Linked DNA regions of Homo sapiens: region 2 is linked to region 1. Evidence: chromatin loops called from intact Hi-C (ENCODE). Cell type or tissue: Caco-2. All regions are shown on one strand. Links, peaks and the distances in the headings refer to the core of each region. The heading gives the core; the rest is flanking DNA.

Evidence for each region. A loop is a pair of places that touch in the nucleus more often than their neighbours do. Peaks named below come from ENCODE experiments on the same cell type or tissue, not always from the same donor. Only the 100,000 strongest peaks of a DNase experiment are listed, where the experiment ranks them.
Region 2: it touches region 1 in a loop (10-fold over the local background); 1 of 110 quality-filtered maps calls a loop at or near these places.

The regions. Positions count from the first base shown.
Region 1 is chr4:107,555,675-107,572,848 of GRCh38, forward strand. All of the region lies in intron 2 of LOC105377358 (a long non-coding RNA gene), which reads right to left. Among named protein-coding and RNA genes, the nearest start is that of PAPSS1, 160 kb to the right of the region's middle. In Caco-2, for the core only: no CTCF peak of the experiment used is centred there; a DNase peak (open chromatin) is centred at 8,947.
Region 2 is chr4:107,628,275-107,636,274 of GRCh38, forward strand. PAPSS1 (3'-phosphoadenosine 5'-phosphosulfate synthase 1) reads right to left here. Exons shown (of 12, transcript NM_005443.5): 11 at 3,357-3,586. Among named protein-coding and RNA genes, the nearest start is that of PAPSS1, 88 kb to the right of the region's middle. In Caco-2, for the core only: no CTCF peak of the experiment used is centred there; no DNase peak of the experiment used is centred there.

The DNA of each region.
Region 1 (17,174 bases), core at 4,245-12,244:
GATCTCTGATCCATTTGAAGTTTATTCTTGTAGTTGGTATGAGGAATAGTTCTCATTTTTTTGTTCCAAATGATTATTTGGTTTTACTAGCACCATTTATTTTTCAAAATTCATCTTTGCCCGAGTGTAGTTTGAATTTTCTATTCTATTCCATTGGTCTTAGTTTTCAAGCACCAACACCTTATTATTTTAATTATTGATTAGCTTTATTATTAATATCAAAAACCTTTTTTATAGAGAGACATTTTAGTCCTCCCCTACCCCACCAACCCATAGTGCCTCCTTCTCAGTGTTTTCTTAGCTCTTCTTATGTGTTTCTCCTTCTGTATAAACTTCAGTATCAGCTTGATTTCCTTCAGGTAGAAAGCTTGTTGGTATGTTTGTTGGGATCACAAATGTACGTATCACTTAAAGAGAATGAAATTGGATGCTTTATCAAAGAAAAAGAATGGTTTCCATTTGTGTTATTTAGGAACACTTTATGATTCTCATATAGATTTTGCACATTTTTTAAGCTGTGCTAAGCATTTTGTTTACTTATTTCTTTAAGGCTATCTTAAATGGAGTTTTTCTTTCATTATAACTCCCAAATTGTTATATATATATATTTATATATATATTTATATATATATTTATATATATATTTATATATATTTATATATATTTATATATATTTATATATATTTATATGTATTTATATATATTTATATGTATTTATTTATATTTATATATATATTTTATATATATTTTTATATATTTATATATATATTTTATATATATTTATATATATATTTTTATATATTTTATATATATTTATATATGCTATTTATTTTAGCCTGTTAATTTTATATTCTGCTCCCTTGTTAAAATCTTTTAATGCTTGAGTTAGTTTTATTATTGATTCTCTAGCATATTTTTAAGTTACTGTCTGCAACTAGTTGATTCTTTTTTTTTAATACTTATTGTCTCCAATTGTTTTTCTTTCTTTAATCACATTGGCTTATACTTCCAACACAATATTAAATAATATTGGAGATGGTGGACTTAACGCATCTTGCTCCGGGTCCCTGTAGGATTCAAGTATATGTTATTTTATTATGTCAAGAAAATATCCATTTATCTCTGTTTTTCCTAAGTGTTTTTGTTAGAATGAAACTTTGTCAAAGGCTTTTTTCAGCATCTATGGGAATATTCATATGATTTTTTTTGTCGTGAGACCTATTATATGGTGAATCATATTAATAAAATTTTTAATGTGAAATCATCTTTTCGTTCTTTATATACATCACATTTGGTCATAGTTTATTGTGTTGTTAATACGATAATTGATTCTGTTCATTAATATTTTATTTAAAAATGTTACATCAATATTCATGAGTGTTTTAGTACCACTATTTTATCAAACTTAGAGATAAATGTTTAATTCACTTTATTTAAAGAATTTGGATGGTGTTCCTTATTTTCTTCATTTTCATTGCTCTAAAACAAGTTATATCTCATCAATTTACCTAATATTTAGGATTTGGCTACATTTCCCCTGTGAAAACTTCTAGGGTTGGTATTTTCTTGTGTGTTAGTTCCCTGATAAGTCTCTCTATTTCTTCTAAGAACATTAGTCTATTGAAACTTTCTCTTTCTACTAGGATCAATTTTGGTAAATTTGATTTTAAGTTTATTTGCATAGAGATAGGCAAATTATTCAGTTATGATATATGTTTCCTCTTTATTAATAATTATTTTCCTTTTGTCATTTCTTAATTTGTATATCTGTATATTTTTCCTTGATTATTTTAGCTATTGGTTATTGTATTTTTATGATTTTTTTAAAGAATCAGTATTTTTATTTATTAATTTACCCTGCTATTTCTCTGTTTTCTGCCTCATTAAATATTGTTTAGAATTTATTATATCCTGCCTGATGCTTCCTTTTGGTTTGCTTTATTGTTCTGTTTCTGGCTTTATTTACTTAGGATTTAATGTGTTTATTTTTATTCTTTCATTTTTATTGATATAGGTGTTTGGGGTTATTCTTCATAATTGTTCCGTCTGATCTCTGCTCTAAATATGTCTCACAGGTGTGGTTATGTAGTGTTTCATCATTATTTTTCAGAAATCTGTAAGTTATGTTTGCATTTCCTCTTTCACTCAAGATTTGTTTTTTTAAAAAGGCTTTTTAATATCCACATGAAAGATTGTTTTTGGTTTTGAACTCCTTTAAAATTTCTATGTTCTTTGGCTCTTCTATATCCTTACCTTTTCCTTTGTCTACTTCATCTAGTTGGTATTGTGGGTGGTGATTTCTAGTCTCTTATTATTATTATGTTTCTATGTATTCTCCTTTTTATCTTTTGTAGTTTCTGCTTTATAATACTGATAATTGTGCTGTTTAAAACATAGGTATTCATAACTATTATTTTTTAGCTGTAAACTGTGGCTTGTAGTATTATAAAGTGTTCTTTTTTATCTGATTAACTATTTTTGCCATGAAATCTGTTTTGTCTGATAATAGGTTTATATCAGCCCAGTATAAATTTGCCCATCATTGTATTTTTAGCTTTTTTAACTCCCATTGCTTTACGTATTTCTTTTTTAATCAGCATAGAGTTAGGGTTGCTATATGAGACAATAAGAAAGCTTTTTTCTTTTTATGGGCAATTTAAGCCTATTTACATTTATTGACACAGTTGATCTAAATACAATCATATTACTTTATGTTACAGTTACTGCAAAGTTTATGTAAGATTGTGTATCTTCTATATGGCATGTCTTGTTTGCATTTTTCTTAATATTTATTCTCAATTTCTTGATGTTTAGGATGATTTAATTTTTTGTTCTACTGGTCCTCTTTGGACGTATGCTCTAATTCCCTCTTACTTTTTCTTATCATCAGTTTATCAACTTATAAAATGGTATCCCTTGACTCCTACCTATTATCTACAGAGCAGTCAATGACCTTACTCCACTTTCCCTTTCTCATTCCCCACTCTTCCCATTTTTAGTTGCATTCTTTCTCCTTCTTAAGACTATATAATGTTGACATACCACCCTTTCACCCATGTCACCAGCCTCCTTTAGTCTTAGGTATACAACTAAATTTATTAAATATTCAACATTAGTTCTCTTGCCCAAGCTTTTCCTGTCATTTCTCTGTTAAATGAAGCTCAGTTAAATGCAGTTAGATTTCTTAAATGTCATTTATCTGTTAAATAAAGCTAGATTCCTTGGAAATAGCTTGTTAGTATTTTCTGAGTTCTTGTGATTTTTAAATATATATATATATATATATATATATATATATATATATTTGCTTTGGCACTTGTAGTGGGTTGAATTGTGACCACCAAGAAGATATGTTCAAGCTGTAATTTCTCATGCCTGTGAACATAACCCAATTTGGGAACAGGGTCTTTGCACATGTAATTAGTCAAGGATCTCCAGATGAAATCATCCCAGACTTAGAATGAGCTCTAAATCCAATGATTGGTGTCTTTATAAGCAAAAAGAGAGGTAGATTTAGGCATAGACACATAGAGAGATATACAGAGAAAGGCCATGTGCAGACAAAGACAGAGATTGAAATGATACAGCCACAAGCCAAGAAATGCCAAGGACTGCCAGAAGCCACCAGAAGCTAGGAAGAGGCATGGAATATTCTTCCCTAGAGGCTTCAGAGGGCACATGGCCATGCCAACAGCTTGATTCAGACTTCTAGCTTCCAGAACTGTAAGAGAATACATTTCTGTTTTAAACCACCAAGTTTATAATAAGTTGTTAATGTATCCCTAAGAAACCCATACAGCACTTAAGACATAACTTGGCTGAATATAAAAACACTTATCTCTCATTCTTCTTGAGTTCTCCAAAGTGCTGCTCAACTGTTACCTTATTTTGATAAATCTGATACCAATTTAATTTTTTAGTAATTTGGACCTGAGGCTCTTGAATTAGTCTTTAGAATTTAGTAACTTTACTAGAGTTTACTATTTCAAATCAGTTTTCCCAGGTTCACCACAGGCCCTTTCAATATTTAGATTTAAGTTTGCCCTCATTTTTATAAAGTTTTCTTGGATTACAGCTTTAAATATTAGTTCTGTTTCATTGTTATTTCATTTTAGTTTTTCAGCAACTCCAATTATACTTAATTTGGATTTTCATTGTCTTTTTAATTTAATCACCCTTTACTTTCTTTTTTATATCATTTTCTCTTAGCTGTTTTTCTGTCTTCTTAAAATGCTTCTTATTGAATTATCATCTGAGTCTACTCCCCATTGGGTACCTTGCTATTTAATCTTCATTTCTGAGATTGTTTTTACCCCTTAATTTATTTCCCAATTTCAATCAACCCTCATTACATTTCTTATTTTTTAAAACAATTTCTGTTCTTATTGAGTTTTTATGCTGTGTGTTTTTATAATAGCTCCAAATATTTACCCGATTATATTAAATTCACTGTAGAGTATGATTCAGCTTACTGATTGATTCTTTGGTGAGAATTTTCATCAGCTGAAGTACTTTATTTTCATTTTCTATTTATAGTACCATTTATGGAGTTAGTCTGATTTTTCTGTGTTAGACATAAGAATTTCTAGTTCAATATCACCCTCTTCCATCATAACAGTGCATCGCAGTTTCTATAATGAATAATATTAGTTGTTGGGAGTGTTAAACCAAGTTTAGCCTAAAGCTGCCTCCTTACATATTTTAAGTTCTGCCTAAAGGTTTTTCTGTACATCATGAACTATAACAAGTGGAGGTGTAAACAGACCATAGCCTACACTTGTGCCAATCATTGAGTTTTGGCCAAATCTAGTCAACTGTTCAAACCGTGTTCAAATAAGGCAAACATCAAGCTGTAACCAATCTGGCTGTTTCTCTACCTCACTTTCCTTTTCTGTACATCACTTCCTTTTTCTGTCCATAACTCTTCTTCCACCACGTGCTGTGCTGGAGTCTTTGAGCCTACTCTGGCTCAGATGGCTGCCCAATTAGCAGGTCGTTTGTTGCTCAATTAAACTCCTTTAAATTTAATTAGGCTGAAGTTTTTCTTTTATCAGGTGGAAGGGAAGAGCTGGTATGTCTTATTTTTCTTTTCATTTCTGTGTTATTCTTAATTTTCCCCTTACTGCCTTCTTTTCCTTCCATGTTACTTCTCCAAAGGAAAATCTCTTTTTCTATGTACTTGCTTTTCCCTTAGAAGAAATGCTTCTCTCAGCCCGCTACCTCCAGTTTCACTCACATTCCAGACTCCCCTTTGTAGCTGGTGCTGTGAACTAAGTCCCAGACCTCAATTTAATAGTTAGGACTTTTTTGTATGGTAGCTTTTTTTTTTTTTTAAACCTATGCTACACCTACGGCCTCCGTGTTCCTCTCTCCCACCATGGGCACCCATAGACAGCTGTAGCAGTGGGAACTGCAACTGTAACTCCGTTTGAATTTGTATTTATTTCTCTACTTACAGGTAATTTGGAATTTGTAAGATTCTCTGTTTCCTACTAAGGCTGTAGGCATACATCACGTGTGGCTCCTTTGGGTTCATTTTTTATTTTAGGATTTGAGGGAGAGTTTTTGGAGAGGTCTAGATTTAAGTGGTCATCATTGTCCCAGAGCCAACCAAAACTCCCTATTATCCCTTTCAATGTTTTCTCCCTCTTATTTCTCCCTTCTCTAATTTTAGACCCCTTACTATATGCATATTAAACTCTCTGTTTTCTTTCCATGTCTCTTAATTTGTTTCTTGTGTTATATATTTTTTCTTCTACATTCTTTCATTTTTATTTTCTATGTGTATTTCTGTTGTGTAATATTCTCAGATAAATCTTGTGATTTATTCCTCCTTTCTTCAACCGTGGCTAGTGTAACATTTAACACTCCTGTGGAAATTGTTTCCCAAGTTATTTTTTCATGACTAATGGCTTTAAGATAACAATGGTATGTACTTCATAGGATTATCAGAAGCATTAAGAGTTTTAAAAGGCTACAATGCGTCACATATTTCCTGGTACATAGTATTTACTTTAGACCATTCGGGCTGCCATAACAAAATACCATAGCTTATAAAACAACAGCAATTTCTCACAGTTCTGCAGGCAAGGAAGTCTAAGATGAAGGCACCTTTAGGTTTGGTGTCTGGTGAAGGGCTGTTTCCTGGTTCTTAGATGACACCTTCTCCTGTGTCTTCACATGGTGGAAGAGATAAGGCGGCTCAGTAGGGCCTCTTTTATAAGGACACTAAGCCCATTCATGAGGGCTCCATCCTCATGACCTAATCACCTCTCAATGGCCCCATCTCCTAGTACTATCCCATTGGTGATTAGGTTTTGACATATAAATCTGGTAGGACACACACTTTCAAACCATAACAGTACTCGTTAATTGTCAGCTATCACTATTATATATTTAGGATACTCGACTCTAGCTCTCATTCCTATAGGACCTTCAACCTAAACTTCTCTTCCACTGCAGATGTCAAAATCCCAGGCCCCAGCCATTTAAACCTTTATCTACTTCCTATAACTCCATCATCCAATTTAATTTCAACTCCCACACGCCCCTTTGTGGATTTCTTTTGATTCTGGCTTGGCTATGTGTCAAAAAATATTATATTTTATAATAATGATAATAATAAATTATAAAAGATTTAAAGCACTTTTCATAGCATCCATTTGAAACCCAAGATAACTGTCTTTTCCATCCATATCTGATAAGAAATTCCCTGCAGCAGCACTTAGGACTTAGCTTGAAAGCTGCCCAGTGGAATTATAATCTGTCCAAACTCTGAGAATGTGTCTGGCCTCTGTCTTCCCCTTCTTTTTGAATAATCCCTTTGAAATATCCTAGAACAGTCTAAGTTCCAAAGGAGTAGGTGAAACTCTTGACAGCTGCACAGGGGATTAGGGGGAACACTCTCACTCCCACATTTGTGTAGAATCAGCTTAAGTACTTTCAATATTCTTGCTTTATACTATAATTTTGGCCGACTATACAAAAAGCACTTTATTAAGAAATAGAAGTTCGCACTCAAATTCCCTTTAGGGAAATTTTTTTTTGAAACATGAAAACAGGTCATTTGAGCCAAATAATTGATAAAAATAAATTGGCATCAAACAGAAAGTAAGAAAAAAAGAGAGAGACTAGAAAAAGGAAAAGGCCACTTCCAACATACTGCAGTGTAAGGATCAGAGAAAATTTATTGTATCTATTTTGGTCAACAAACTTCACTGTAAAACCTTTTTCTTAAGCCTATTGATCAAAGTCAGTCAGGTTTCCAGATAAAAAGGGAACCTACTATGAATAATGTGGAGAAGAAAAAGAGGCGTCAAAAAAAAAATGCTAGCACTGGGCAAAGGATAAGGGAAAAGATGATGCTGGAGGCCAGGGCTCTGAAGGAAACAAATACTCAAGCTATTGTAATAGGGATGCATCAAAGTGAAATGCAAATTATAATAAGAAAACTATCAAAAAATATGCTTGGATTTCTTTGTGTGAAACCTAGTAAAAAGACTGAGTTTTGCATCGAAGCTTACATAAAGCTGAAAATAATCGCATGTAGATAGGAAGAAATTTCTACATCTTGGTTATGGTAGAAATTGAGTCTCTTAAAAGTTTATAATAGACATTGTGTCTTGACATAATAAAAATTTTAACATATGTAGTGGGAGGAAATAAATGTTTTATGCAAGCAAAGATGAAAAATCCAGAAGACAACATTACAAAATGTTGCTGTTATTGTTGCTTAACCAGGACCTCTTTTCATAGATCCACCAGTGGCTTCAGCTAGCGATATTGGCCCTGAAACACTTTTGATAGGTATTGAAACTATTGGTTCCATCTCCTGGGACCACCATCAGTAGGAATAGAATTAATCCTTGCTAATCAGCCAAGCATTGTATTGCCTTAAGCAGTACAGGTGGCCACATCTAGATGAAATGCAGAAATCACATATCCCTTCTATTCCTGTGTGTTCTTGCCTAGTAATCTGTAATTCTCCTGGCTATAAACTGTTCCTTCCTAGCAACAATATACCATAATTTCACTGGCCATTCTTATTCATTAATACCAGCTGCTTAGCAGTGCCTGAAGGTATCAGAAGAAATATGTGTAGATGGTTTTACCATATGGTTGTTAAAAGCTGATGAAGTCCTTTCATGTAAAGCTGGTGTTGGCCAGACACCATATGCATGAAGCAAAGGCCAGCAATATGAAATGAGAATCAAGGCTTGCTACAAAAGAAGAGTTCTTTTCTCTTTGTTACTTTTGACTTATGATCTTCTTTGTACCTGGGCATTAAGAGTAACTACAAATATCTAAGGCACTTTCACCACTGTGAATTTACAAGTTGTGTTTCGCAGATCACACTTTATTGCAAGCATTGAAAATAAAGGCACAGGGTATGATAAATCAGTAAAAATGAAATCTGTTACAAAGTTGTTTCAGGTTAACAGTCTGACAAGTGGACACTGTTCTGATCACAGTAAGGGTACTGGACTTTACGCTGAGATCAATGGGAAGCAACGGGAATAGGGGAGTGACTTGATCAGGTACACATCTTCAGACCATCACTCTGGCAATAGATGGAAAATGTACTGAAGAGGAGGAAGAGTGGATGAGTTGCTGATGGTTTGGGCTAGACAGTAGCTGTGAGGATGGAGAAACGATGCAATCCTCTGAAGTGTGGGAACAACAAATTGCATTTCAGTTCCCAGGCACTGATTTCTCAGTTCTGCCAAACATCTCCAACCCTGAAACCACAGCCATTATTCATCTCATTCTCTGTGCTAAAACAGCCTTGCTGGGTACCAGCCACCATGGCTACTGATAATAAAAAGGCCAGAGTCTCAGCTGCAGCTGCCCGAGGAAATGGAACTAAAGCAGATGAAGGCAAGGCCTAAAGGAACGGGATTATGTTACTTACTGTGGGATCTGAACAGAGATGACAGCAGCAGAGAGGAAAGGAGTCCACGGAACAAAGAATCAGCAGGGCACCAGCCACCGCTTAATCTGTTCCCCAAACAGTGATAAGAAAAGCATTCCTTTGATCAGTGTACACCAAGAAAGCCCTACACAGCCAGATTTCCTCCTGCAAAATAGGTCTTAAAGCCTTATTGAATTTGATTATCTAAAAAACACTCTCTGTTATAAAGATCTAAGAAACAAAGTACAAAAAAAAAATCAAAACAATCCAAAAAGCTTCTTTGGGAAGCCATTTGACAGTGTGGCAGCTGGATATAGGACCAATCCCAAGATAAGTGAAGACCTTCCATTTGATGAAAGAGCTAACCCTGCATATAATGCAGAGACCTAGACTCAGGCCATCTCATGGTATTCTGTGAACGTTATTGATTAACTTCAAATGGCAAGACAAAATTATGAACAGCAGTCCTGTAATTCAGTCAACCTTTAAGGGTAGAAGCAATGTTCACCTGTACATAATTCTCTTGGACAAGACAGGTGGAAGCTGGCTGACAACAGGAAATCTATACAGATGCTTGAAAGTTGAAGAACGTTGATGTCAAACTGAAAAAATATTTTGAATGTATAATGAAGCACAAATAGATGAGCACACTTATCTGCACAGCAACATGAAAAATGCAGATACACCCAGCTTATGCACTGCTTATAGAAACTGATGAGTTTTTGTTAACATGGGATTATTAATTATTTCTGTAAGAAAAAATCAGCATGATGCTGAATGTTACAGTATCAAAAAAAGCTTAATTTAAAAAAAACCCAATCACTTAAGCTTCCCTAACTAAATAAGAAATCTAAACAATCATTACATATTCAGAAATAAAGCAGCACTTATACGCATGCAGTATGGAGAGAACTTCTAGCCAGAATTTAATGTTCTCAATCACTTAAGAACCATGAAAATAACCACATCACACGGTATTCGCTCCTCTAATAAAAATCAATCCTAGGTTAAGTTCCTCCTCAAGTTGAAATTCCCCACTACAGTTTAGACAAAACCAAAAGCATTATTTTTTCTTGTAATTTCTTGGTCTCAAGACAGAAAATTGAAATTATTGGTCAGGTATAGGCATTTGTTTTTACATTTTCACTGATTGCAATTAGCAGAATGTGTCACTCTACAGAGTAGCTGTGGAAAACAAAAAATAGCCACAAATCTTCTGGCTTTCTTCCCATCCATTCCACTTTCTTTTAAATCTATGCAGGCTAAATGCATGAATCAATAGATCATAGAAGGAGTGACACTGGGCTAGTCTTCATGTCTAAAGGACATGGAAACTTCTACTTCCTGTCTCCTCAAACACTCACTCTAGGGGATGCCAAACACCATAGAAGAATTTCAGCTTCCTGAGATTGCCATGCTGTGAGAAACCTCAAGCTAGTCATGTGTAGATGCTCACTGAAGAGAGAGGTACCTGGCTAACCCCTAGCTGTTCCAGTCAAACCAGCCCATGCACATGACATGGAATAAAAAACTATTTGGATATCAGTTCAAATGACCTATCAGATGATGCCATCCTCATTTGACATGTGACTGCAACCACATGAGGGAGCCTAGGTGAAAACTGCTCAGCTAGCTAAGTACATTCAACCCACAGAATCATGAATAATAACAATAAATTGCTATTTTAAGCCATTAAGTTTGGGATAGTTTGTTATAGTAATTAATAGCAAGAGTGCGCTGGGCACAGTGGCTCATGCCTGTAATCCCAGCACTTTGGGAGGCTGAGGCGAGTGGAACACCTGAGGTCAGGAGTTCAAGGCCAGCCTGACCAACATGGAGAAAACCCATCCCTACTAAAAATACAAAAAAATTAGACAGGCGTAGTGGCACATGCCTGTAATCCCAGCTGCTTGTGAGGCTAAGGCAGGAGAATCGCTTGAACCCAGGAGGCAAAGGTTGTGGTGAGCTGAGATCATGCCATTGCACTCCAGTCTGGGCAAAAAGAGCAAAACTCCGTCTCAAAACTAAATAAATACATTTTAAGAATGGTAGCATTTTGCCAAAATCTCAGTGCAATTTTTAGAGTTAAATTCTAAACTGTTTTCACCTTAAGTTGATATGTTATAAGTGTAAGCTGTTTTATGCAAGCCTCAGGTAGCCATAAAGCAAAAGCCTATAAAAGATATACAAAATATAGGAAGAAAAGAATCAAAGCCTACTACCACTACAGAAAGACCATCAAACCACAAAGGAAGAAAGCAAGAGAGGAAGAAGAAAATGAAAGATCTATAGAACAACTAGACAACAATTAACAAAATAGTAGGAGTAAGTCTACACCTATCAATAATAACCTTGAATATAAATGGGTTAAATTCTCTAATTAAAAGATATAGAATGGCTGAATTGATTTTTTAAGACCAAGACTTAACTATATTCTGCCTACAAGAGACTCACCTCACCTGTAAGGACACACAGACAACATGCTCCTCAATGACCACTGAGTCAATGGAAAAATTAAGACGTAAATTTAAAAATGCTTTGAAGCAAATAAAAATGTAAACATAAGATACCACAACGTATGGGATACAGCAAAAGCAGTACTAAGAGGAATGTTTATAGCAATAAACATCTATGTCAAAAAAGTAGAAATATTTTAAATAAAAAATCTAATAATGTACCTCAAGGAACTAAAAAAGCAAGAATAAATCAAATCCAAAATCAGTAGATAGAAAAAAATAACAAAGATTGGAGCAGAAATAAATAAAATGGAGGCAAAGAATAAACAAATCAACAAAATGAAAAGTTGGTTTCTTGAAAACATAAACAAAATCAAGAAGGCTTTATCTAAAGAAAAAAGAGAGAAGACCCAATAAATAAAATCAGAGACGAAAAAGGAGATATTACAGCTGATACCACAGAAATACAAAAGATCACTAGAGACCATTATAAATAACTATAGCCAACAAATTGAAAAACCTAGAAGAAAGAGATAAATTCCTGGACACATATGACATACCAAGACTGAATCGTAAAAAAATAGAAAACCTGACCAGAGCAATAAAAAGTAACAAGATTGAATCAGGAATAAAAAAAATCTCACAACAATGAAAAGCCCAGGAACAGCTAGTTTCACGCTGAATTCTACCAAACTTCCCTTAATGAAGAACTAGTACCAATTCTTCTCAAACTATTCCAAAAAAAATTGAAGGGGAGAGAATTTATTCTAACTTATACTACAAGGCCAACATTACCATAATATCAAAAGAAGACAAAAACACAACAAAAAAAGAAAACTATAGGCCAATATTCATGATAAACATAGATGCAAAAATCCTCAACAAAATCCTAGCAAAGTGGATCCAACAGCACATCAAAAGGATGATAAACCATGATAAGGTCAAGGAGGATTTATCGTAGGAATGTGGGGGTGGTTTAACATATACAAATTAATAAACATAGATCTCATCAACAGAGTAAAGGACAAAAACCATATGAGAACCACAGTAGATGCAGAAATGTATTTGTTAAAAAGTCAACATCTCTTCATGACAAAAACTATCAACAAATTAGGCATAGAAGGAACATACTTCAAAACAATAAAGGCTATATATGACAGGCCCACAACTAACATGATACTAAATTGTGAAAAGCTGAAAGCCCTTCTGCTAAGATGTGGAACAAATAAGGCTGCCCACTTTCACCACTTTTATTCAATATAGTTCTTGAAGTCCTAGTCAGAGCAATTAGGCAAGAGAAAAAAAAAAAAAAGTCATTCAAATTGGAAAGGAAGTCAAATTGCTGCTGTTTCCGGATGACATAATCTTATATTTAGAAAAGCCCAAAGAGTCCACCAAAAAACTACTAGAACTTATAAATGAATTCAGTAAAGTTGCAGGATACAAAATCAGCATACAAAATCAGTAGCAGTTTTACATGCCAGTAGTGAACAATCTGAAAAAGAAATCGAGAAAGCAATCCCATTTATGGTAGCTATAAAATAAATAAAATGCTTAGGAATAAATGTAACCAAAGAGGTGAAAGATTTCCACAATGAAAACTGTAAAACATTGATGAAAAAAATTGAAGAGGACACCAAAAATTTTTTTTAAAATCCTATGTTCATAGATTGCAACAATTAATATTGCTAAAATATCCATACCACCCAAAGCAATCTACAGATTCAATGCAATTACTATTAAAACACCAATGATGCTCTTCACAGAAATAGAAACAAATCCTAAAATTTGTACAGAACTTGAATAGCCAAGCAATCCTAAGCAAAAAGAATAAAGCTGGAGGCATCACACTACATGACTTCAAAATATACTACAAAGCTATAGTAATCAAATCAGCATGGTGCTGGTATAAAAGTAGACACATAGACCAATGGAACAGAATAGAAAATGAAGAAATAAATCCACACATTTACTGCTAACTGATTTTCAACAAAGGAGCCAAGAACATATGTTGGAGAAAGAACAGTCTCTTCACTCAGCAGTGCTGGGAAAACTGGATATCCATATGCAGAAGAATGGAACTAGACCCCTATCTTTCACCATATACAAAAATCAACTTAAAATGGATTAAATATTTAAATCTAAGATCTGGAACTATAACACTACTAGAAGAAAATGGGAAATGCTTCACAATTGGTCTGGGAAGAGATTTTTTTTTTAGTATGTCCTCAAAAGCACACACAACAAAGGCAAAAAGAGACAAATGGGAGTATATTGAATTCAAATGCTTCTGGACAGCAAAGGAAACTATCAATAGAGGAAAGAGACAATCTACATAATGGGAGAAAATATTTGCAATCTATACATCCAGCAAAGGATTAATATCCAGAATATACTAATATAAAGAAATCATCCTTACCTAGCAGGGGAGATGTGATGATCAGACTATATAAGAAACTCAAACAACTCAACAGCAAAAAAAAAAAAAGTGATTTTTTAAATGAGACAATGATCTGAATAGACATTTCTCTAAAGAAGACATACAAATGGGCAGCATGTATATGAAAATATGCTCAACATAACTAACCATCAGGAAAATGAAAATAAAAACCACAATGAGATATAATCTCACCCAAGTTAAAATAGCTATTATCAAAAAGACAGCAACAAAAAAATAATGAAGATGTGCAGAAAGGGAAACACTCCTACACTGTTAATGTATATTAGTGCAGAAACTATGTAAAACTGTATGGAGTTTCCTCAAGAAACTACAAGGAGAACTGCTATATGACCCAGAAATCCCACTACTGGCATATGTCAAAAGTAAAGGAAATCAATAAGTCAAAGAGATCTCTGCACTCCCATGTGTATTGCAGCTCTATTCACAATAGCCAAGATATGGAATCATCCTAAGTGTCCATCAACAAATGAATGGATAAAGAAAATGTGGTATATATACATAATGAAATATAATTTAGCCATAAAACAGAAAAAAATTCTGTCATTCACAGAAACATGGATGAAACTGGAGGACATTATGTAGGGAAATATGTCAAGCACAGAAAGACAAATGCCACATGTTCTCACTCATATGTGGAAGCTGAAAGAGTTGATCACATAGAAATAGAGAGTAGAGTAATATAATAGTTACCAGAGCCTGAGAGGGTAGAGCTAGAGAGAGACTGGTTAATGGGTATAAAATTATAGTTAGATAAAAGGAATAAGTTTTCATGTTCTATAGGGTTTTAAGGTGACTACAGTTAATAATAATGTATTGTATATTTCAACATAGCTAGAAGACAGGATTTTGAATGTTCACAATGCAAATAAATGGTAAATATTTGAGATGATGGATATCCCAATTACCCTTATTTGATCATTACACATTGTATGCATGTATCAACATAGCACATATACCCCATAAAGATGTACAATTATTATATATAAATTAAAATTTTTAAATAAATTTTAATGGGCTTAATCCTATAGACCTCAGTGTGAAATAGAGTAGCCCCTAGCCATATGTAGCTATGTAAATTTGAATGAATTAAACTTAAATTATATTTCAAAATTCAACTTCTCAGTCACACTGGCCACATTTTCAGTGCCCAGCAGCCACAGTGGCTAGAGATCACCATATCATGCAAAAGAGATTATAGAATATTTTATCACAGAAAGTTTTATCAGATAGTGCTTTTATAGACCAACCCAGAGCTCTGTCCATGCTTCTCTGTAGAAGAATGAGGCTGAGAGGGAACATGTATGTGGACAATGTATTCTGTCTGCTTAAGCATAAAACTAATTCAAAGCACAGTTCTAAGACATATATGTAACTGAACTGAGGAAAGAAATGAAAAACTAGGTGTGGATTTTAAACAAAGTTGGTAAAACTTGTCCAGGCAGAGTTTTTTTAAGCACAAGTCCTAAAAAGTAAAACTTTTTTGATAATTATGTTCCTCCAGCAGTAACTGATCTCATTTTGTCACTGAATATGGGAGAGATTCTTAGAGGAAAAATCATCTCAAGCTTAACCTTGCAAACCCGAGGCAAGCATGCTGCTGTAATTGAATAGGACATGATGCAGAATTCATAAAGGCTTTTGCCTGACAGAGAATCATTAAGCTAAATCAACTGGAAAAGAACAAGGATCCGGTACCTTGGCATGGACCCATAAAAAATGTTGCTTTTCATTATGAGATTCCCTTTGTTCCTTGTGGGAAACTGTGCATCTACATGGATGTATATGTATATGTCTACACAGGAGAACTACAGAAAGAGATGCACAAACCAGTTATGCATCTGCACATATATAGATATGCCTTTAGAAAGAGGATATGCTTAATATGTGATCTTTTTAAAGGTCCTCTAGATACCTTGATGGGTTTTTTGTTTTTGTTTTTAGGTAAAGATCAAACAACAGAATTTCCAAAGTGATAGCTTTCTAACGACACTTAAGATGGGAATCAAGTTTAAGTGTGAGGTGAAGATTTATGACACACGAGAATATAAGATAAAAGTTATTTCATTTTATCTTGCATGGTCCTAAAAAGAATTCCTGTTTCTGCCTCCCCCTAATAGTTTTTTCCTCAAGAATGCCATGTATGCTTATATAACAACAAACCTCAGCCACCAAAGACCTCTATGAGGGCAGCTTTCTCACTCTTTACTTTTTGATAAGAAGGGAAGGGTGCACTTACAACTACATTTCTATGTTTTCTATGAAAAAAATAATTATCTGTAGGACACCTCTGAGACCCGTTTGACAATGTGACTATCAGAACTAAATCCAGAGAGACATCTTTTCCAATATAAACACCTTAAAAGGCTATAATTATCCATATTTTCCAATGAAAGCCACCTTTAATTTTCTAAAATAATATTACATTTGCTCCATGGGCAGGGAATGGAGGAAAAGAACATGATGGAGGCCTGAACTCCCATCTCAAGAGCCTCAGAAACAGGGCATTGTGTCCAATTCCTCACAATAATTAGTTAAGCACACATCTTTCAATGCCATGGGAATCTAATCTCTAAGGATATTTCTATCTTCTGTTTCCATGCAGAGGACTAGTTCCTGCAACAACCAAAGCATACCAGATAACAGCAAGTGTGATACTCCAGTTACTTTAGGAAATGAGGTGAATGAAATGACCTTAGGTATAGGCTATAAAGGCCTTTTTATGGTTCTAGTTGAACATACAAATACCATATCCATATACTCCAATATTTCCTCTTTTTTTCTTCTCTCACCTACATTGAAATTAGCAGAGGTATATATAATAGCGAGAATTGCCCTGAAACTAAAAAATAATTTTTAAAATACCTTTTAGCTTAAACCAGGCATGGAAAATTTCAAGCCAAAAAGTTAAATTTGGAGAAAGTTACTAGCAGATGAGGACTAGGGCTATAACAGAAACCACATTGCAGACACTATCACATATGAGTCATTATTAAAAATGTTGTTTTATGTATATCTACATAGTAAGCTATATGTATGGTATGCTACAAGTTTATTGAGCTCAGATCTAGACATTATCTTGAAAATATTCACTAATGTTTGCAAAGCATTTTAACGTTTATAAAAGAAAGACACTATTTTTCCCCATAGAAGGTATTCAATACAAATTTGGCACATTGAATTACATTTGGATTTTATCATATTAGATTTTGGGATAGCATTACTGGTGCTAATACTAAGGTTATCTTTTCTAACTACAAAGAAAAATTGATTTCCTTAGTGCCAGCAAATCCTGGAGATTAAAGTGGGCATATTTAATTTGAAAGCAATTTTTTAATTTAATAAATTA
Region 2 (8,000 bases), core at 1-8,000, 68 kb after region 1:
CTGGTAATAATAGTATTTCTTTCTCCAGACAACTTATCATTTATTTCAAATAAATCAAATGACAACAAACTACATCCATTTTAGAAACAAGAGAATGTTGTTTTAATTTTTTAAAGGTTTCTTTTTCTCTTCTGTCCCCACTATTACAAAATGAGCCATAAAAATGAGGACACAGGGTCAGGGCTACATTATTCCTAAATGGGGAACCAACTATGAAGTATCATGGGAAAGGATGGCAGCTTTCAGACTAATGGTTACTAGGCCATAGTCAATTTCCAATTAGCACATGTCAGTAGAGCTGACACTGATAAAAATGTAAATTAAAAAAATTATCTGTTTTGCTTGTTGTATTATCTGTTTGCTTGCTGAATGTGGATTGTGATTTGTACTAAAAGAGCAGGTATACTAAATAAAGGTCAAGCACAAAACATTTCATATGTACAAGTACCTACTAAGGTGTAAAAATAACTAGGTGCTATAGATAATGCAAAGAGCTACACATTTTGGGCTAAGAGGGAATCACCCTGTCCACTGCCTTTATTCCAGAGACAAGGAAACAGGGCAGAGAAGACAGGACTCTCAAGTTATATAGCAAGGACAGGGCTATAACCCACAACTTCAGAGTTTACAGCTTCACACTACCACTTTAAACTTACAGAGTGTACTACCTATAGATGAAAGTTAATACAATTCTGTCAGTCAAAGAGAGACAGATACAAGGGGCCTCCAAAAGGTTCATGGAAAATGTTCATTATCAAAAACAACTATGCATGGATTTCCATTTTTCACCAAAATAAACTCACACTAACTGATTATAACATGTCTGAACAGGATCTAGTTTGAGGCACTAAGAAGGGTAAGACATCAGTTTGAAAAAGAGCCCCTATCAGGGCAATATGAGTTCTGCTAAAACTGAAGCAAGAACAAACATCAACTTTATGGTTAAGCTTGGGTAAAAAGAATGGTGAAATCACTGATGCTTCAGCAATAGTTTATGGGGATAATGTCCCAAAGAAATCAGCAGTTTACATTTTAAGAAGGGACAAAATGATGTTGGAGATGATGCCCATAGTGGCAGACCACATAAATTTTCAAGGAAGAAATTAATCTTGCCCATGCCCAGGACCAACAATTTTGATAGTAGAGACAAAAGCCAACACCATAGACATCTCAGTTGGTTTGGCTTACACGATTCTGACTGTAAAATTAAAGTTGAGCAAACTTTCCACTTGACTGGTGCCAAAACCACTACACCCAGATCAGCTGCAGACAAGAGCAAAGCTTTCAATGGACATTTTAAACAAGTGGGATCAAGATCCTGGTAAGAACTGAGGGAGGAGATCAAACGTGGCTTTACGAGCACAATCCTGAAAATAAAGCACAACCAAGCAATGACTACTAAGAGGCAGAAGTGGTCCAGTCAAAGCAAAAGTGAACCAGTCAAGAGCAAAGGTCGTGGAAACAGTTTTTTGGGATGCTCAAGGCATTTTGCTTGTTGACTTTCTGGAGGGCCAAAGAACAATAACATCTACTTATTATGAGAATGTTTTGAGAAAGTTAGCCAAATCTTTAGTGGAAAAACGCCCAGGAAAGCTTCACCAGAGAGTCCCTCTCCACCATGGCAATGCTCCTGCTCATTCCTCTCATCAAACAAGGGCAATTTTACAGGAATTTCAATGGGACATTATTAGGCATCCACCTCTAAGGTCCTAATTTGGCTCTTTCTGGCTTCATTTCCTAATCTTAAAAAATCTTTAAGGGGCACCCATTTTTCTTCAGTCAAAAAAGACTACATTGACATGGTTAAATTCCCAGGACCCTTGGTTCTTTTTTATCCCTAGTCTCCAGATCTCCAGATACCCTCATCCTTCAGGAATGGATTAAATGACTGGTATCATCACTCACAAAAGTGTCCTGATCTTGATGGAGCTTATGTTAAGAAATAAAGTTTACATTTTTTATTTTTATGTTTTAATTCCATTTTCCACAAACTTTTTGAAGTCCCCTCACGTATGTTTGATATAGTTTGGCTCTGTGTTCCCACACAAATTCCATCTTGAATTATAATCCCCACATGTCAGGGGAGGAACCTGGTGGAAGGTGATTAGATCATGGGTGCAGTTTCCCCCATGCTGTTTACAAGATAGTGAGTTCTCATAGATCTGACGGTTTAAAAGTGTGGCACTTCCCCACTTTGTTCTCTTTCCTGTGGCCATGTAAATCGTGCTTTGCTTCTCCTTCACTCCCCAGCCATGCAGAACCGTGAGTCAATTAAACCTCTTTTGTTTACAAATTATCCAGTCTCATGTCGTTTTTTATAGCACTGTGAAAACGGATAAATACAATGTTCAATACTACCAATAATTTGTACTAAAAGCTTGGGTTTTTTTGCTCTTCCTAAGATCTTTGAAGACAGAAGTTGTGCTGTTAATGATTAAGACCACAGACTCTAAAACCAGACTGCCTGGGTTCATCTGCTGAGCTGCCATTTACTAGTCCTGTGACCTTATACAAGCTACTTAGCCTTTGTATGCCTCTAGATACTCACCTACAAAATGGAGGTAACAGCACCTACTTTAGAGATTGTTGTGGAAAATACAAGTTGAGCACCCCAATCCACAATCCAAAATACTCCAAAATCTGAAAATTTTTGAGCACCAACATGACAAAAGTGGAAAATTCCATCTCTGACACCTTTGCTTTCTGATGGCTCAATGTACACAAATTGTTTCATGCACAAAATTATGTAAAATATTGTATACAGTTACCTCCAGGCTATACATATAAGGTATATTTGAAACATAAATGAATTTCATGTTTAGAATTGAGTCCCATCCCCAAGGTACCTCATTCAAATATTCAAATATTCCAAAATCTGAAGGAATCCAAAATCAAAAACACTTCTGGCCCCAAGCATTTCATACAAGGGATACACAACCTATAAATAATTTAATACTTGTAAATAATTAGGACATTGCCTGTCACATAGTGATTGCACAAATATTAGCTAAATTCTCTCTCCATACATAGACTCCCTGGGCTTACCAGAGTAAACATCACTAAGTCCTCAAACTAGTTATGCTCAGTAAGCTATAGCAGACACAGTAGGCAGAGAAATAACAATATTGTCCTTACAGACTTCAAAACAAAATTCCTGAAACCATGAAACTAGATTCAAGTTTTATTTCTACTTCTAATTTCCAGAATGTTGGGAAATTACTTTTCTGGGTTTACCTTTCTCTGACATGAGTACCACAAAACCTGTCATCAGTAAAGATTAGACAATAAGCTAAATCCCTGGGAGCAGCTAGACCACGAAGTACTTCAAAGATTTGTACAGAGAATGTAAGACTTACTGTTCAGAGTCATAGTAGTCCATACGCTTCTTTTTCTTGTTGTAAGCTGCAACTCGAAAGGGAACTATTTCCAAAGTGATTAAACCAGGGGCCATCGTCAGCACTTTGGCACCATGACTTGGCTCATAAAGATCCTTCCCTGTTTCTGGATGAGGCATGCCAGCAGGGTCTCGTCCAACAATGTAAAAGTTGGCTCCTGCAACCATCCGTGCTCTGCAATGCCACTGGACCTAGAATAAAAGTTTCATTTTAGGTAACTTTGCTTTTATGACTATGTACTTAGAAATAGTAAGTGGATAATAAATGCATATGCTTTTTATAAAATCATTATCGGTAGGAAATCTCAACAAATTTAGATGTATCATCCTGGGAAGCCAGAAACAAAACTAACAAAAAACAAAAACCTCCCCCAAACCAAAAGATTAAAAGCATATATCCACAAATATTTATGGATATATATGTATATATATTTATGTATTACTTATAAGATATATGTAAACATACATGTGTCTAGATGTTTGATTTTACACAACTACCAGATGCCATTTACACAGCTCAAAATCTAATATATGAGGTTAGAAGTCAGGATAATGGCTGATCCCTGGAGGGAGGCAACTGCAAGGAGCTTCTGGAATCATGGTAATGCTCTGTTTCTTGATCCAGTATCTGGGTGCTGGTAATTAGGGTGTGCTCACTGTAAAAGTTCATTGAGATATATACACACTTATAATTTATGAACTTTTCTGTATATTATACTTTAACAGGTTAAAAAAAAAACCCTGTTGGATAAAAATGACATGTAGGTACTTACATAAACTAGTACTGAGAAAATCGTATAACTAATATATAACTAATCTTATAACATATGCCTAATACTAGTTAAAAAAAAAAAGATTGGTTGTGAGTAAACGGCCATGCTGCATCCAAAACTAGCCTTGAAGCCTCTAGTTTCAGGCCTAGTAAGACCTATTATTAAAAAACAAAAATTAGTCTAATACCTAGAATAATGAAACTTTAGAATTTAAAGTGACAGTAAAAGATCATCTCTAGTTCAACATTCTCCATAAAATTTGAAGAAAGTGAAGCCCCCGAAAGGTTAAATGACTGGCCAATAAAGTTTAGGATAAACTCAGGCCTAGAAATTTGGTTTTAGCTTCCTTTCAGTGTAAGTCTCCATTATTTAATAATTTATAAAACCATCACTGTTCCATATTAAAATAAGGTATAAATGATAACCACTACACATAAATAACCAAATCATCTTTTATTGTTTTGTTTTCATTTTCTCTCTCCTGGTAATCTCCTGCATACCAGGTACTTATCTATTTACCAACATAGTTTAGAAAGTGCAATAGTAAGAGTGCAATTCCATACCTCACACTTGAATTGTTCACCCTGAGGGGTTTCAACTTTTTAAGTTGTTTCTACTGATGTTTGCCTGCATGTTTTCAAACAGCATGCTTACACTTTGTTATGACTGTTTAATTTTACATAGTATATAACATAGACCTTATTTCCACATCACTTAGACTTCCTACCATATTCGAGTATTTAATGAGGTTCTTATTCCCCAACAGGTACAGTGATATCAACATTTTTGATGAAATCAATATTCATCTGTAAAGTGAGGATTATAATAGTATTTATCTCATAGAAGTTTTAAGAAAATTAATAAATGAAACATGTGAGGTCTTAGAATAATACCTGGCACACAGTAAATATACAAGAAATATTAGCCACTATTATCTCTATTTTAATCCCCTTTTTGCACAACTGTTTTTCCTAGAGTTAATGATTACCTTGATTTTTTTCCACTTGCATAGCTTTGCCAGGTTTCTGTGTACCTTGCTCTAACCTGCTTCATGACCACACAGTTTAACATAATAATAAAACTGTGTGTGTATGTGTGTAAAGATAAGGGAAAAAATACAAAATTCAGGACAGAGATTATCTGGGGTGGGGGGTGGTGGATGATGGAAATGGCAGCGTAAAAAGAATGGGATTGGTGGCTGGGCACAGTGGCTCATGCCTGTAATCCCAGCACTTTGGGAGGCTGAGGCGGGCAGATCACGAGGTCAGGAGATTGAGACCATCCTGGCTAACACGGTGAAACCCCATCTCTACTAAAAATACAAAAAATTAGCCGGGTGTGGTGGCGGGTGTCTGTAGTCACAGCTACTCGGGAGGCTGAGGCAGGAGAATGGCGTGAACCCGGGAGGCGGAGCTTGCAGTGAGCTGAGATAGCACCACTGCAGTCCGGCCTGGGCGAAAGAACGAGACTCCGTCTCAAAAAAAAAAAAAAAAAAAGAATGGGATTGGTAGCAGTACCTGCTAGATTATAAGTCATACTTATCAAATTAGCAGCAATTCTATGTTGTTCATTAAATAGTCTGTTTATTGGTTTTGAGACAGGGTCTTACTCTGTCACTCAGGCTGGAGTGCAGTGGTGCAAAAATGGTTTACTGCAGGTTCAGCCTCCCGGGCTCAGGCAATCCTCCCATCTCAGCCTCCCAAGCAGCTGGGACCACAGAGATGCGCCACCATGCCTGGCTATTTTTTATTTTTTGTAGAGACAAGGTCTTGCCATGTTCCCCAGGCTAGTCTTGAACTCCCGTGCTGAAATGACCCTCCCACCTCAGCCTCCCAAAGTGCTGGGATTACAGGTGTAAGCCACCGTGCCTGGCCATTAAATAGTTTTTAAAAATAACAAATACATACATAATCAAGATTAAGAAGAGCAATTAATTCAGGGGCTAATGACAAGGCATCACGTACCACAGATAATGATTAATCCAATTCTGTGCATCTGAGGTTCATGCAAGACATTTTTAGGAAGTAATATTAATTTACATTCCCACCATGTTTTACTTTTTCCAAGTAAATGGTGGATCATTTTATTAAGGTTCAAATTTACCAACAAAATTAACAAGATATGTTATCTACACATCATTTAAAATAAACCCAAAGAAATACATTTCTTAAAATGTAGCTCATATTTTACCTAATTTGGTTCATAGGGTTCCTAACTCACATTGCTTAAATGTATTCCAAAGTATATGAACCATAAGATTTTGTATACATTACACAAGTTGGAAAAAAAATTAAAAGATGTCTAAATTTTGCAAAAAATATTCACAAGATCTAAAATTTCTACAATATTCTAGACATTTTTTTTTTTTTTTTTTTTGAGATGGAGTCTCGCTGTGTCGCCCAGGCTGGAGTGCAGTGACGATCTCGGCTCAGTGCAAGCTCCGCCTCCTGGGTTCACACCATTCTCCTGCCTCAGTCTCCCGAGTAGCTGGGACTACAGGCGCCCGCTACCACGCCCAGCTAATTTTTTTGTATTTTTAGTAGAGACGGGGTTTTACCGTGTTAGCCAGGATGGTCTCGATCTCCTGACCTTGTGATCCGCCCGCCTTGGCCTCCCAAAGTGCCAGGATTACAGGCGTGAGCCACCGCGCTTGGCCTATTCTAGACATATTTTTAAAGTTTTTTCTAAAATGTTTTATTTTTCCTTATTTTTTATATTCTATTAGCCTTGACTAAAACATGAATACACTTTTTTAGATAGACTTCATCAATTTCCAGTTCCCTGACCAAAGAAACCTACTGTTTGAAAAAGACAAGTTCCCTAAAGATGACTGCTAAAAACAAAAAGTGAGAGAAAAAACTCGAGGGAAAAAAATCTTAACTTTTATACTGTATTTTATTCCCAAGCATTAATATGGTATACATTTGCTGATCTTTTTTCACTAGGGTACAGCTTAAAATAAACTAAAAGAATTAAAGAGAAAAATATTTCCACAAATATGATTCTTTTTGTCATCAACAAAGCCAAGAAGATGCTCATCCAACATGTCAATTCAATGACCTCTGCATTTAAACGCAGGCCAATAATTAAAGGAAATAGGTGGAGCAAATAAGGACTGCTTTCCTCTACATACTTCCAATCTCCTACAAACTGTTTTTATGATAAAGTGAGGCAATTATAGGAAACAAAAAGGAGAAAAAATAGGATGTGACCAGTGAGTTAACATTTTAAAAATAAAACCACTTAAAAAATAAATAAATAAATAAATAAAACCACTAACATAAATTTATATGCTGGTAATAGCCTTACAGAAAGAATAATCTACATGCTGGGACCATGAAACTAAAAAATTATGTAATAAACATTACTTTATAAGACTTTAAAATATTCTTATCACCCGAAATAGCACAACAGTTGCATTTTCTGGAAGCTGTGGTGTTTCATGGACTTGGTGACATAGGTACACAGAGACCCCTGGCTTAGTAAGTGTGCTTCTCTGTTTATCTTGTCAGTCACAAACTTTCAAGCTTCCAGTATTTCAAAGTCAGTGACAAAGCAGGCATGTGAGTGCACAGTGATTACCTTTTTAAACAGTATTATACTACTTTGCTCTGCTTATGTGAAAGAAAACTGGGTATAAGATATCCGAAAGTCAAGATTTTGATAACATGTCAAACAACCCAAGCAATTTCAATTCCAGAAATATTGTGAGGCAAATATGCAAAAAAGGTTCATTTCAGGATTCATTACGGGTTGTCAAAAGACAGAAACTAACTCAAAGATCCTTCAATTGGGTGTTGTTATTGAATTAAATTCCTAAACAGCAGGGAACT